Regions from separate parts of the Homo sapiens genome. Here region 1 is linked to region 2. A link is a loop called in an ENCODE intact Hi-C map of the cell type or tissue named here. Cell type or tissue: ascending aorta. All regions are shown on one strand. Each heading gives the region's core, and the rest is flanking DNA. Links, peaks and the distances in the headings are about the cores only. Region 1 overlaps LINC02346 (long intergenic non-protein coding RNA 2346). Region 2 overlaps ATP10A (ATPase phospholipid transporting 10A (putative)).

The links. Hi-C counts contacts between places; a loop is a spot of excess contacts. Peaks named below come from ENCODE experiments on the same cell type or tissue, not always from the same donor. Only the 100,000 strongest peaks of a DNase experiment are listed, where the experiment ranks them.
Region 1: it touches region 2 in a loop (4-fold over the local background); 30 of 110 quality-filtered maps call a loop at or near these places.

What each region holds. Positions count from the first base shown.
Region 1 is chr15:25,930,105-25,936,859 of GRCh38, forward strand. The region is part of intron 1 of LINC02346 (long intergenic non-protein coding RNA 2346); the gene reads left to right. Among named protein-coding and RNA genes, the nearest start is that of LINC02346, 31 kb to the left of the region's middle. RefSeq lists enhancers at 362-863, 864-1,363. In ascending aorta, for the core only: a CTCF peak has its summit at 4,001; a DNase peak (open chromatin) is centred at 3,997; H3K4me3 peaks cover 954 bases; H3K27ac peaks cover 1,148 bases.
Region 2 is chr15:25,736,473-25,743,227 of GRCh38, forward strand. All of the region lies in intron 2 of ATP10A (ATPase phospholipid transporting 10A (putative)), which reads right to left. It also overlaps the pseudogene RNA5SP390. Among named protein-coding and RNA genes, the nearest start is that of MIR4715, 110 kb to the right of the region's middle. In ascending aorta, for the core only: a CTCF peak has its summit at 3,536 (motif pointing right); a DNase peak (open chromatin) is centred at 3,539; H3K27ac peaks cover 2,043 bases.

The DNA of each region.
Region 1 (6,755 bases), core at 2,869-5,368, 190 kb after region 2:
CTATTATGTGGAAATTAGTTCACTTGATGGCGCCCCACAATTCTTGTAGGCCCTGTTCACTCTTTTTTTAAATTCTTTTTTCTCTTTACTCTTCTAATTGGGTAATTGGGGTTATCTGGGCTTCATAAAACTGGATGTCTATTTCCCTTCCCAGATGTGGGAAGTTTTCAACCATTATTTCCTTAAATAAGTTTTCTACCACTTTCTCTTCCTCTTCTCTTTGTAGAAATCCCATAAAGCATATATTGGTATGTTTGATGATGTTCATAAGTTCCCTAAGTTCTCTTTACTTTTAAAAAATTATTTCTGTTTTTTTTTTGTTCCTCTGACTGGATAATTTCAAACGATCTCTCTTTGTGCACACAGATGCCTCTTCTTCTACCTGATCAAGTCTGCTGTTGAAGTTTCCTCTGAAATTTTTCAGTTCGGTCATTGTGTCCTTCAGCTCCAAAATTTATTTTCTTTTATCATCTCTATGTCTTTGTTGAAGTTCTCATTTTGTTCATGTATTGTTTTCACGATATCATGTGGCTTTCTTTCTGTGTTCTTTAATAGTTCACTGAGATTATTTAAGACACTTATTTTGAATTCTTTTCCAGGCAGTTCTTAGGTCTCCATCTTTTAAAAGATCAGTTATCGGTTTTATTGTGTTCTTTTGGCATCGTTGTATTTTCCTGATTCTTTGTGATCCTTATGGCTTTGCACTGGTGCCTGTACTTTTGAAGAAGGAGTCATCTCTTTTAATCTTTACAGGCTGGCTTCAGCAGGGAAACCCCTTCCCAGTCAGGCTGGCCAGAGATTCTGAGTGGGCTGGCTGGTGGGATCCATAGGCTGGAAAACTGCTGGGGTCAGTGGGTAAGCAGGCTTGCTGCTGTGGTCCATGGGCAGGTGGCCTGCTGCTGTGCGCCACCAGCATGCCGTTGAGGTCTGCATGTTGGTTGTTGAGAGCCCTCATCTATTTCTGTTGTTCTTAGCAGCCCCCAGGCAATCTAGCCTTTCTGATTCACTCAGTGTTCTGGGTGAGGCATAACAGAAGTGAGCCTCTCAGGCAGTAAATCAAAAGGCTACAGAAGAGTCAGATGCTCACTGCATGCTCTCTTTCCCCCATGGGAGAACTTATGGGCCAAGGAGATCTGTCTTGGTGCTGCATTCTACTGGCCTAGAGGAGGCTTGGTGCTGGTAAAGTAAAAATATTCTTACCCTTTTCAATGTGTCTTTTCTCATTTCTGTGCCCCATCAAGGTGTTGAATACTCTTGCTTGGAGTCCAGAGCTCTCAGAAAAGTAATTTTATCTATGGATGGTTATTAAATCAGTATTTCTGAGGGGAACAAGGGCTGGCACTTCCTATTCTGCCATCTTGCAGATGTCACTTCCAGAATTCTTTCTTAAGCAGAATTTGCCCCCTTAATTTCCCTGGAGGGTTTCCCAACATAAACTATTGTGTTCAGAGACATTAGGAACATTTCTCCCAGTTCATAGCTTAGGTCCAAATAACTTTTCCAGGCCTGCTTTTCTGCCAACCATTTCATGTTTCATGGAGCAGCCATAGGGCAGTGGTTTCTCACCTGGGGGTGACGGTATAGTGGTTTTAACTCCCGGGGGACATTTGGCAATGTATGGAGACAGTTTTGGTTTCATGACTTGGGAGGGGATCTTACTAGCATTTAGTGGAAAGAGGCCAGGAAAGAGTGCTGCTAAACACACTACAATACACAGCCCAAAGTGTCAAACTTATTGAAGTTGAGAAGCCCTACCCTATGAGTACAATTAGTAAATAATTAATACATATAAAGTACTTAGAAAGTCTCTGGGGCAATAGTGAGTGCTCAATAAATGCCAGCTATTTATAGGGATGGTCTGAATGATATCCCATTGTTGTACCAAACTGCTTGTTGACATTCAGTTTCATATTTAACTGTGAACTGCATAGAAGCATGTGACCCTCATGTGAGCATCAGCCTCCCTTCACTAACATAGTCCTTTGTGCGTATGAATCACTCCTACATGAGAATGGAGCAGTAGAAAGAAAGGGCCAATCCCCTGATTGAAGATGAACATCCTTATCTCTGAAATTCTAAGGCAGAGTTAGAAGAAAAGAGGTTGGAGTGCATTTCTGATTAACTTTGTAAATTTTAAAATTCCTACAGTTAAGTGAATTTGAATTTGGTAACAGAAAAAGTATAAAATTACTCTATTTCATAAAAGAAACAGAAATGATCTTTTGTCTTTTTCATGTATAAATTTGGCTGTGACCCACAGAAGTATGAAGATATGGTTTCCACACCAATGTTAGGCCTTCTCAAGGAGCTTAGAGTGTGTCGGTGGAGAGGGAGAAGCCCAACGGGAGATCTTATTCCACCTCTGCACGTCTTCAGGACCCCTGTGGAAACATGTGATCTCTAACAGTCTCTCTGGGGCTCTGCCCACCCCCAGCAGTGTCACCTCACATCACCGCACAATAAGAACTTTCTCATCATGAACATAGCTTTCTCTGGAGAAGCTGGGAAGTGCTTAACTATGCCAGAAGCTGGACAATTCAGGTAGAAGTGTAAATGTTGGCCTAACCTTCAAAGGACAGAAATAGCTTTCTTTGAAAGTTCTCAAAGGTGTTTCAGAACTCTGGAAAATTTTAAATCTTAAAATAACACTACAATTGTCCATTTGTCTTGGGGATGCCTGTGCGGAGTGAGAGTGAATCCCTAAATTTGACTTTCCGTCTCTCCTCCACTGCAGGATGTGGTTGGGCTTTTTCGTCCTTGGGCTGCCAAAACTGAAAAGCACCTTGCTCCACTCCAGAGGAATGTGTTCAGTGTCCTTTATAGAACCCACTTGTTTCCTGGCCTGGAAGGGGGATTGTCCCGGTGCACAGCCGGGCTGTCACATGTGTGACGTGTTAGCTGTCCCCCTCCCAAACATTAGCAAAGCATAGTACTGCGAAAGCAAATGTGGCTCCCAGGGCACCGCTCACAGGCTGTCACCAAAGCTTATGATCCCCGAGCTGACTGGGAATGGGGAATGTCAGGGAATACACAGTCTCCGCCCCCTTCTCCTTCAACTCTCACCCTTGGGCACATCACTCACGTCTCCTAAATCATCCCATGGTTTAGGAGTCAGGCAGTGATACACATGCTCTGAGCAGATTCTCAGGTGCTCTTAAAAGCTGCCAATGCTAATATTGCCCTGGAAAACAATGATGAGTATTTTAGAGCGACCCACTCACTGGGTGAATGCATTGAGTCAGCCCATCCCCCTGCCTTCACTGACTGCACTGCGGTGGGGTGGGTGGTGGTGTCTGTCCCTCTCTCTCTGCCTTCACTCCTAACTGACAGCTCCTGCCACCCTGATGCTCAGGTTTCATCATCCCATATACTCTGGGTCTTGTTCCGACTCTACAAAGAAAAGGTGCCACGAGGACTGTGACAGAGTATGACTATAATTCGGTAGAGGTCTCATCTCAACTCCTTGTTTTACATACCATGTGTTAACTGAGGCCACATGGAGAGGGTAATGTGAAGTGTTACCTGAAGGACGGTGGCAGAGCTCTGTGCACTGGCTGCCCCGAGGGGGCAGAAAGGAAGGGAGGGAGGGAGGAAAACAGTAGGGAAGAAGGAAGCCACTCTCTGCCCGCCCCCTGCCCCATCTCAGGCCCTAGCCCTCTGCCAGGAGCGTCTCCTGAGGCTGAAAGTGCCCCCTCCCGCTCTCAGACTCTGCGCTGCCATCTGCCTTGCTTCTCTCGGTACCACTTCCCCTGCTCTCTTTTGAATCGGATTCTCTCCTTCAAACTCCAGCTGATCCAGCCCGCACATGCCAGGCCCGTATGTAGATTCGTCTGTTGCCACCGTCCTCCAAGCCCTAGGGAGGGGTTGAGCTCCGTGGAAGGCCTCTGATGGGAGGGACACGACTCGGAGGCTGAGCAGCACAGGACACCGTGGTAAACTGGGATTCTTCTTTGCCTTTCTCAGGGAGGCAAAAGGTGCAGAGGCCTGCAGTGTGCTGTGAGCGACAGTGCCAGCTAGTGGCGCACGACTTACATCGCTAGCTACAGGGTTTCTTTTCTTTTTCTTTCTTTCTTTTTTTTTTTTTTTTTTGAGGCAGTCTCACTTTGTCGCCCAGTGGCACAATCTCAGCTCACTGCAACCTCTGCTGCCCAGGTTCAAGCAATTCTCATCGGTCAGGCTCCCGAGTAGCTGGAATTACAGGCATGCTCCACCACACCCAGCTAATTTTTGTGTTTTTAGTAGAGAAGGGGTTTCACCATATTGGCCAGGTTGGTCTTGAACTCCTGACCTCAAGTGATCCGCCTGCCTCGGCCTCCGAAAGTGTTGGGATTACAGGCGTGAGCCACTGTACCCGGCCCAGCGTTTCTTGACAACAGGGAATTGGGAGGATGCAGTCAGGCCTGGCCTTTAGTGGGTTGTAGAACTCCCTCTAGGGGTAAATGCTCAATAAAAATGGCTTAGCCTGGCCAGGTGTGGCGGCTCATGTCTGTAATCCCAGCACTTTGGGAGGCCAAGGTGGGCGGATCACGAGGTCAGGAGATCGAGACCATCCTGGCTAACATGGTGAAACCCCGTCTCTACTAAAAAATACGAAAAACAAAATTAGCCGGGTGTGGTGGAGGGGGTCTGTAGTCCCAGCTACTCGGGAGGCTGAGGCAGGAGAATGGCGTGAACCCGAGAGGCGGAGCTTGCAGTAAGCCGAGATCACACCACTGCACTCACTCCAGCCTGGGCAATAGTGGAGCGAGACTCCGTCTCAAAAAAAAAAAAAAAAAAAAAAAAGCCTTAGCCTGAAGAACACTGCCTTGCTTTCCATTTGGATTCTTTTCCTGTAGTTTGAATAAAGACGTAAGTTTTATAAAAATGTCTAGCCTTATTTTATGCATGTGCCCTGAGAAAGGTCTTAGACTCATTTACTGAAAGATGAAAGCAGCTATGTTTCTGAAATGAAGTCACTCTTCAATCACTTACTGCCTAGCAGGCAGCCACTGCCAAGTCCATTTTCCTGTTTTTATTGGAAAAAATATCATATCCCTTCCTTTAAATTTGTTTTTGATTCAAAAAAAATGGTTCTGAGATGTTAGAACATGCATGCTATGTGTCAAAATCTAATATTCACCAAAATCTAATAGTCATCAAACACTAGAAGCATTTAAGAAGAGGGCCGGGCATGGTGGCTCATGCCTGTAATCCTGGCACTTTGGGAGGCTGAGGCGGGTGGATTTCCTGACCTCAGGAGTTCGAGACCACCCAGGGCAACAGGGTGAAACCCTGTCTCTACTAAAAATACAAAAAAATTAACCAGGTGTGATGCCGTGTGCCTGTAGTCCCAACTACTTGAGAGGCTGAGGCAGGAGAATCGCTTGAGCCCCAGTGGCAAAGGTTGGAGTGAGCCAAGATCATGCCACTGCACTCCAGCTTGGGCCACAGAGTGAGACTCTGTCTCAAAAAAAAAAAAAGAAAAGAAAGAAAGAAAGAAAGAAAGAAAGAAAGAAAGAAAGAAAGAAAGAAAGGAAGGAAGGAAGGAAGGAAGGAAGGAAGGAAGGAAGGAAGGAAGGAAGAAAGAAAGAAAGAAAGAAAGGCTAAGTGCTGATTGGCTGCATGGAGGTGAATGGGCTTCCTTGCGATTAATGAGGCACAGCAGAAATGGAAGACGGGGAGGGCTTGAGGATGCTGTCCCAGGACAGTCCAAGGGACACAGCAGGGGAAAGAGATGTCCGGGCAGCAAGAGACGGAGAGCAAAGCTTGGGCCCTGACAGCATGGACCTACTTCTTTGAATCCCAGAAGGCAAAGTGCATACCCAGCCTACTGTGAGCTCATCCTCATCCCTGCCACTCAATTCACAGTTCTAAGAGTTGATACAGAAAATTAATTATATTTCATATATTCAATAGGTTAGACACAAACATTTCCTAATTAACTTTATTTCTAATAACATTACACCCCCTGCCAAAGCAATATTCTTATCTGAGGCCAGAGTTTGCAGTGGGAAGATGTAGAAAAGGAGAATGGGATCTATCCTGGTCTGGGAATTCTGTAAGAGTCTAGGAAGGCAGATGGAGCATGTGATAGCCTGATGACACGACAATTTGTCACAGACTCCTGAAGAAACCGCTAGCATTCTAAATGCGCAACTCATGGGCGTCATGATTTCATTTCTCTTAAAACCTGTGACTTTCCTGCGAACAATTTCTTTTCATAAGAATAAACTTGACATCCTCCACGTACGAATAATAGAAAGTTCTGTGCTGGTGTGAGAAGCACTCATGGAGGCCTCTGTCCCACACTGTGGTCTGAGAGAGCTTTCAAGTAAGACACATTTTAAGCCAGCAGCTTAGATTGATAGGTAGATAGATAAGTAGATGGATAGATAGATAGATAGATAGATAGATAGATAGATAGATAGATTATAGATAGATAGATAGATATAGTAACTGATTTCAGTAGGGAAGAATTATCATTTGGCCAGTTAAGGATAAAATGTCTTACTACATAAGGTTGGACTTTTATCCTTCTTATCCCCAAAAAACATATCCTGATTTTCCCCAGTTCTGCCTGTATTTGATATATAACAGGATTACAGTACCAAGATGTATATATTTAATCAAGTGAACTTTTGCTTGGCTGTGAGGCCCTCTGCTACAGTTTGAATGTGTCCCCTGCAAAATTCAGGTGTGGAAACTTAATGGCCAATGTGATAGTATTAAGAGGAGGGACTTTTGCAGGTGATTAGACCACGAGGGCTCTTTCTTCT
Region 2 (6,755 bases), core at 2,411-4,910:
AGACACACGGCACTTGCCCATTTCTACAGACTTAGGGAAGCAAATTCCACCTGGAAAACAGGAGCTTATAATAAATTCTATTTTTTCAACGTACACTACATGATCTTCATGGATCTTTGATGAAAAAGATTTACATAGCCAATGAGTGAGCCAACAACTTCTTTAGTATTCTGCTCAATTAAAAAAAAACCCTGACAACTCACCACAAAAATGTCTTTAGAATTTTTCCATTGATAGATAAAACAGAGCCTGGCTCATAAGAAAGGCTTAGGAGTGGGGGGAAGGAGGAAGAAGGGAGAGAAATGGAGGGAATAAGCCTTCAGTATAAACGAGCACAATTAGTGGATTTCTTTTTTATCAGCTCTCTGGTCAGGCCTGGCATTCTACTTAATCTAGCAAGTGTCATAACATGGTAAAAAACTGAACTGTCTTTAATGACACATACAAAAAGTGAAGGTGGTTAAAAATTATAGAAATGGCATAAACACTGTTGACACCACCCCAGGTTAACTATGGCTCTGCCGCAACCACACATTTCCCTGCATAGAATACAGCCATAAAGGTAATTACTCAAAACTCAGTTCCTACTGTTTCCCAGTGTAAAGCGTACATTAAAAGGGGCGTGTGCTAGATAATCGTAGCTCGATTCAATAACTGAAATTGAAATGCTATTTTAAAAGGCTCTTCTTGGAGTGTAATTAGCCATCAGTCTCTCTTCTCCTTGGACTGAAATGGCCTCTCGCTCTATTTCCAGAGCAGGGCTCTGTTTCAAGGAGTCTTGTGTTTATTTAAAGCCTGTGGATTATCTTGAAACCAGTGGATGGCTTTTTCCAGGGCAGACATTTGCAGATACAAAGTACAGGATGGCCATGAAGGCAGTGAGTTCCAGAGAACACCAGGATTATTCTTGGCAGACGAGGAGGGTAGGACTTAAAATATTTTGTCTCTGTTTATTATTCTTTCTCTCTAAGAAAAATGTCATGGACATGGCTCAGAAACAGTAGGACATTCTGTCTCTGGGACTTCAGAGCTGTGTTTGTAATGTTCTACCAACAATCCCATGCCCTGGGGAGTGTGCGCAGGGGAGGTCCCAGGCACGGGACGGCTGGCTTCCTCTGCATCCTTCTGGAACTGGGGAGGATTTGGAGGATTTTTAGAACTGGAGGGATCTCTAGAGACTGGCATGGGCTGAACTGGAGCCCCTCATCCGCCGCTAGAACTCATATATTGAAGTCCTAACCCCACGTAGCTCAGAACGTACCCTTATTTAGAGAGGAAGTCTTTAAAGAGGTAACTAAATTAAACTGAGGTCATCAGGGTGGACCCTAATCCCACATGACTGGCGGCCTTATACAAAGGGAAAATCAGGACGCAAAGACACACAGAGGGGAGATCATGCAAGGACACAGGGAGAAGCCAAAAAAAGAGGCCTCAAAAGAAACCATCCTGCTGACCCCTTACTCCCGAATGTCCAGCTTCCAGACCTGTGAGAAAATAAACTTCCGTTGCTTAAGCAGCCCAGTCTGCGGTGTTTCATCAATGAGGCCCCAGTAAACGAATACAGAGACCATCTTTGAGTTTCTCATTTAAAAAGCATTTCATATCCAGAGCACACCTTCTGGATGAGGAAAATCCTGTTTACATTGCTTATTTCTAACAACAGGCAACACACAACACTCCCCATTTAGGAAATACATTGATTTATCCCTCCATCCACTCATGTCTACCCCTGACTCATTCCAAACCAGCTTTGAGGTCATGCCCAAGTTATCCATCAGTCAGACTTGTCAACCTGCCCCCTGGAGCATGGACAAAAGTAGAGGCCCCCGATCCACCCTTCTGCTCTGGGCACACTAACTCCATTCTTCTTAAAAAGCAGATATCCAGCTAGGGAAGAGGAAGCAGTTCTACAGATGGATGGTGGTGATGGTTGCGCAACAATGCGAATGAACTTAATGCCACTGAACTGTACACTCACAAATGATTACAATAGTAAACTCTGTGTTATGCATATTTTGCCATGATAAAAAATTTCATTTACTGCCATGCCACCCTGAATGCATCCAATCTTGACTGATCTTGGAAGCTAAGCAGGGTCAGTACTTGGATGGGAGACACAATTTAAACATTTTTAAGTGGATATAAACCAACTCTGAGAATTGACTGAGAAGAAATGAAATAATCATCAAGTTGAACATAGACCAGAAATCTGGCACCTTTCAGTACAAGTACATAAAGTCTCCCTCGCCAGTAATTCGTGAGGGCACTGCCATTCTGATCGTCATCACCATCAACATAATTACAAGTTTGGGGAGGCTTGCCAAATGCCAGGCATTGTGCTAAGTGCCCTACAATTATCAGGCAACCCTGCTAGAAAGTCAGTTTTTGCACCACCTTCAACTTAGGATCTTTAAGTATCGTGCCCAAGGTCACAGTGGTCTTGGAGTGACAGACTGGAGCTTTCTTGGCCTCTGAGCTATCAGCTCAACCATCAATACCTGCAGAGACAATCTGGCATTAACAGAAAAAGATTGTACAAGTAAGCCAGAAAATGTGTAACAGATTCTATAGAAACGTCCCCCAAAATTTAAATTGCTTTTTATTTTTTATTTTTGAGACAGAGTTCTGCTCCTGTCATCCAGGCTGGAGTGCAGTGGCGGGATTTTGGCTCACTGCAACCTCCACCTTCTGGGTTCAAGCGATTCTCCTGCCTCAACCTCCCAAGTAGCTGGGATTACAGGCGTGAGCCACTGCACTCGGCCTTAATTGCTTTTTAAAGTTCTAAGTTTCCAAAATTTAAGTTTTAGTATTTTGAAAACATGCTTCAGCTCAACATACCTTAATCTGATCATAGATACCCTCTTTCCATCTTCAGCAATGCCTGTGGATGTGGGCTTACCAGAGCCCACTCAAAAACAGAGTAAAAAATCAGGAGCGAGCCCGGGGACTTAGTGCTAGTTCTTCTGATTAATAAATATGAGACTTTTGGCAAGTGAAGAGAGGGCATTTGGACTCGGATCTCCGGGGTCTCTGTTGCCCTATAAGTCCACAATCCTGTAGGATGCAGAGATGGTTCCAATGAATCCCTGTGCTTGGGATGACAGACTCACTATTGCAGAAACAGCATCACCTGCAAAAGTGCTGCCCACACATGCCAGCCTCAAGCTGAAGCACTGCCCTCTGCATCTCTGCTGCAGCACCCCAGCATCTCAGACAAAAGGAAGCAGACACCGTGAAGGGTTCGCCCACTGCAGAGCAACATGTTCAAATAAATATCTCACCGGCAAGAAAGAAAGTGCTCACAGTTTCTGTTGTTGTCTTACAGATATTTCTGAAACTTCTTTGGGCAAAGTGATTTGACCTGACTAGGTGGAAAGAAAGAGGCAGGACAGTGGTGCAACAGAGAGCCCTCCAGCCCTGCCCCTGAACTTGCGTTTCTGCTAGAGACCGCAGCAGCAGGTGCTCCAGGGATGCCCAGAGCCCTGCGGCATGCTTCTGTTTCCTCCTGATGCCTGGGACCTCCTCCTGGTAGAACAGCTGTGTCCCCTCTTCAACCACATGGGGGAGGCGTGTGTCTAATTCAGCAGTGCCCAGATTGCTACTTGAATGAATGGTTTGATTCACAGGGGAGATTCTGTTACCAACCTTGTATTTCACATTTGTATTAAGTGAATTGCTACTAAGTACTCAACAAAAGCAAATACAGATGTCCTCCATCTTGAAACAGCAGTGATGTTGGAAAGGGCATTTACAGTCCATTAAAGAGGATACTGTTATTTTTTTTCTATCATAAAAAAACTAAAGTAAAGAGGTTCATATTGCTTCAGCCATTGGGTGAGCACACAGCACAGGTGCACACTTGGGTCATCTGCAGGTCTGCTGCCAGCAGGGACCCTGCCTAACGCTCCAGGTGGAAATCTGTGAGTGAGGCCACCTGTCTGGGTCTCTGGATGATGTGGGCAGAGAGAACCCTGGTGAGAGAATGCACAGAGAGCAGGGGCCAGCACCTGCCAGCCAGGCAGGGCCACCGCCTGCACCAGCAAGAAGACGTGGAAAACACACACACTCCCGTCTTCTGCATCTGGATCCCGTTCTGAAAACGCCCTTTGCATTTCCCTTCATGATACTCCCAGGTCACAAGGAGGGTGAGGTCCCCCTGGTTCACTTCCAGCCTTGACATCACGCCTGGACATGGTCCTCGAAGGCTCTCAGTGACAAACACAACACCTCTGTCTACCTGGCTTTGGTCTCGCCACCTGCTATGGGCCTGTTTGTCCCTGGACTGAATGATCCCCGTCTGATCACAGAAGTTTTCCACCTTAACAAAGCCTTGGAGACAGCTGCTGCCCTACAGAATGCAATCCTCATCCCGTGCAACAGCAAAGCTCTGCTCAGGGTCACTGCGCTGACCTCCTCGGCTACCATCCCTCCCAGCACCCATTCCTGCCACGCAGGGAACCCTGAGGAAGCCCAAACCTTTCTGCATGGCTTCCTCTGTCTTGCCATCCTACAGCATCAGGCGAAGTGCCCTTCATTTAGCATTTCAGGATGTTGTCTTTTCTGGAGAAGCCTTCCTGACGGCCCCCTGGTAGGGTAGGCAGGTGCCACAGCTCCGAACTTGCTTAGTCCCCATGCAGACATCAAACCCCGTGCTTCCTGGGTGTGGCTGGAGCTGGCTCCCATTCCTCCTTCACTAGACCACAGGTTCCCTGAGCACAGGTACTCTGTGCCCTTGAGACCATCACAGTGCCTGGCACACACATGGTCAGAGGGTGACGAATGCTTATTTCAGAAGGATCTCAGGTGCCACAAGCTTCTGGATCACCCCAGAACTCCGTGCTGGGCTCTTGGGGACCTAGAGCCCCTGCCTGCCGCACCATCTCCCAAGAGGGCCTGCTGAGGCGTCTCTGTGGTTCCAGAATGCATAGTTCCTCTTTTTAAAGTGCGGGCTCTTTTCCCCTGGCAGCAATACAAAATGATTTCTACATAGCCTCTAATCCGGCTCCTTAGCTCCTTACTTATTGATCATGGGTAAAGAATGCCTTCATTAAATTAAGTCAAGCATTTTAACCCAAATTAATGGAATAATTACCCCAACTCTTTTGTTTTGTACTTTCTTTATTATTACTATTATTATTATTTTGTATTTCAATCTAATTTGTATTTACCACTTGATGGTCAGTGCTGTGGAAATTCAAAGGAGGGCAGATGGCCCGATCCCAATACTGAACGAATGAGTGAATTTACTTTTTCACTGCCAAGACTGTATTGTCAGGTGAACATTTTCAATTTGCTAAACTGAAACAGCAAAGTAGTCTGTTTTTGTCCACCACGTGTCTCCTGACACATAGTGGGTACTCAATCAGTTATTTATTGAAAAAATAAATAATAAATAAATACCCAAGTGAAAGCGTCTGGTGGCAAGAAACACCGAACGTACAAGGAAACTTAACTCAAAGTGATAATTTCTCCAAGTTCCACAGATTCAGTGTTACTCTAGGGGTTAATGCCCCGTGACAAATACTGAATAGAAATGAGCATGAAACCCATTTAGACAGCAATGTAATCTATAATAGCGGCTGTGATTGTATTATTTAAGGTATCCCAAATATGGAAGTGATAAGTAGGTTGGCCCAGCCGCTCATGGCGGGACACTCCACTGCACGTCACACAGCATGTGACGGAGAGTGCTGCGTCCCTGCCTGACGTGGTTCTCGTCTCCACGGTGACAAGCTGACAGGGACAATGAGAACTGGCATCCAGGCCTCCGCAGTCCTCTTTCAGAGTCAGCTTCACACAGGTCCACAGGTGGCTTCTGGGAGGCTCACGCCTCAGAGAAACTGATCAAGGGGTGTCTGGGTTCTGCCTTCTTTTTCTAACTGGAGATTTTCTTGCCGCAAGCACCAGTGTTAGAGATCAAGTGGTCCTCCCTTAGTTTCTGAGCAGAAAGGCAGCTTTTCCCTTGTTAAATTCTAGTTTAGAACGCAGGCGCCAGCCTCCCCTTGCCTTTTCTGCCTTTCATCTTTTGTCCCCTTGCCTCCTGACTGTCGCACAGTCAAAAAGCCTCGGTAGATGGTGGCAAAATTCAAAGGCTCACAGTGCGGGGTTAGAGTTTGAAGTCTCAAAATCAAAACCCTTTCTTTCCCTCCTGGCCCCAAACGCTCCATGCTGTTTCAGTGGGCTGTGGCTGTCAGCAAAGCCTTGCTTTCTCCTCCGTCAAATGCACCTAAGAGTCCCTAAGAACTGGCTGTGCATTCAGGCAGTAGGTAACGAGAGTTGTTTCACAGAACACCAAATTCAAACCTAGATGAGGGCTGCTCGTTAAAATTGCCCTCTTGAACGTATTTGTACTTAATCCAACAGGGTGTCCCTGCATGAAACCCGCCTGCAGCCCCTCTGCTGAGCTATTAGCACAGTGAGATCCACATCAGTCTGTCTGCTTCCACAGCCACAGGCCACTTAGTGCCTCTTCCATCACTACAGGTGGGGGTGATGGTGTGAGCAGAGGCACGGCTTTTGGGTGTGAACGTGTCATGCTTTAGCGCTCACTCAGTAGACAGCCTTGCTGGAGAAAAGGTGCTCTCTCTGTGCACAGCGTAAGAGGGGTCTGGAGCCTCAGTGTATTTGTAATAAAAGGGACCCTAAAGGCAGAGTTCCATGGACCACAGGGCCATTGGTAGCCACATAGAGGAAGACCATACTACTATTTTAGAGGCCAACTGGGATGGAGAATACAAAAAGAGGTCAGCTAAGAA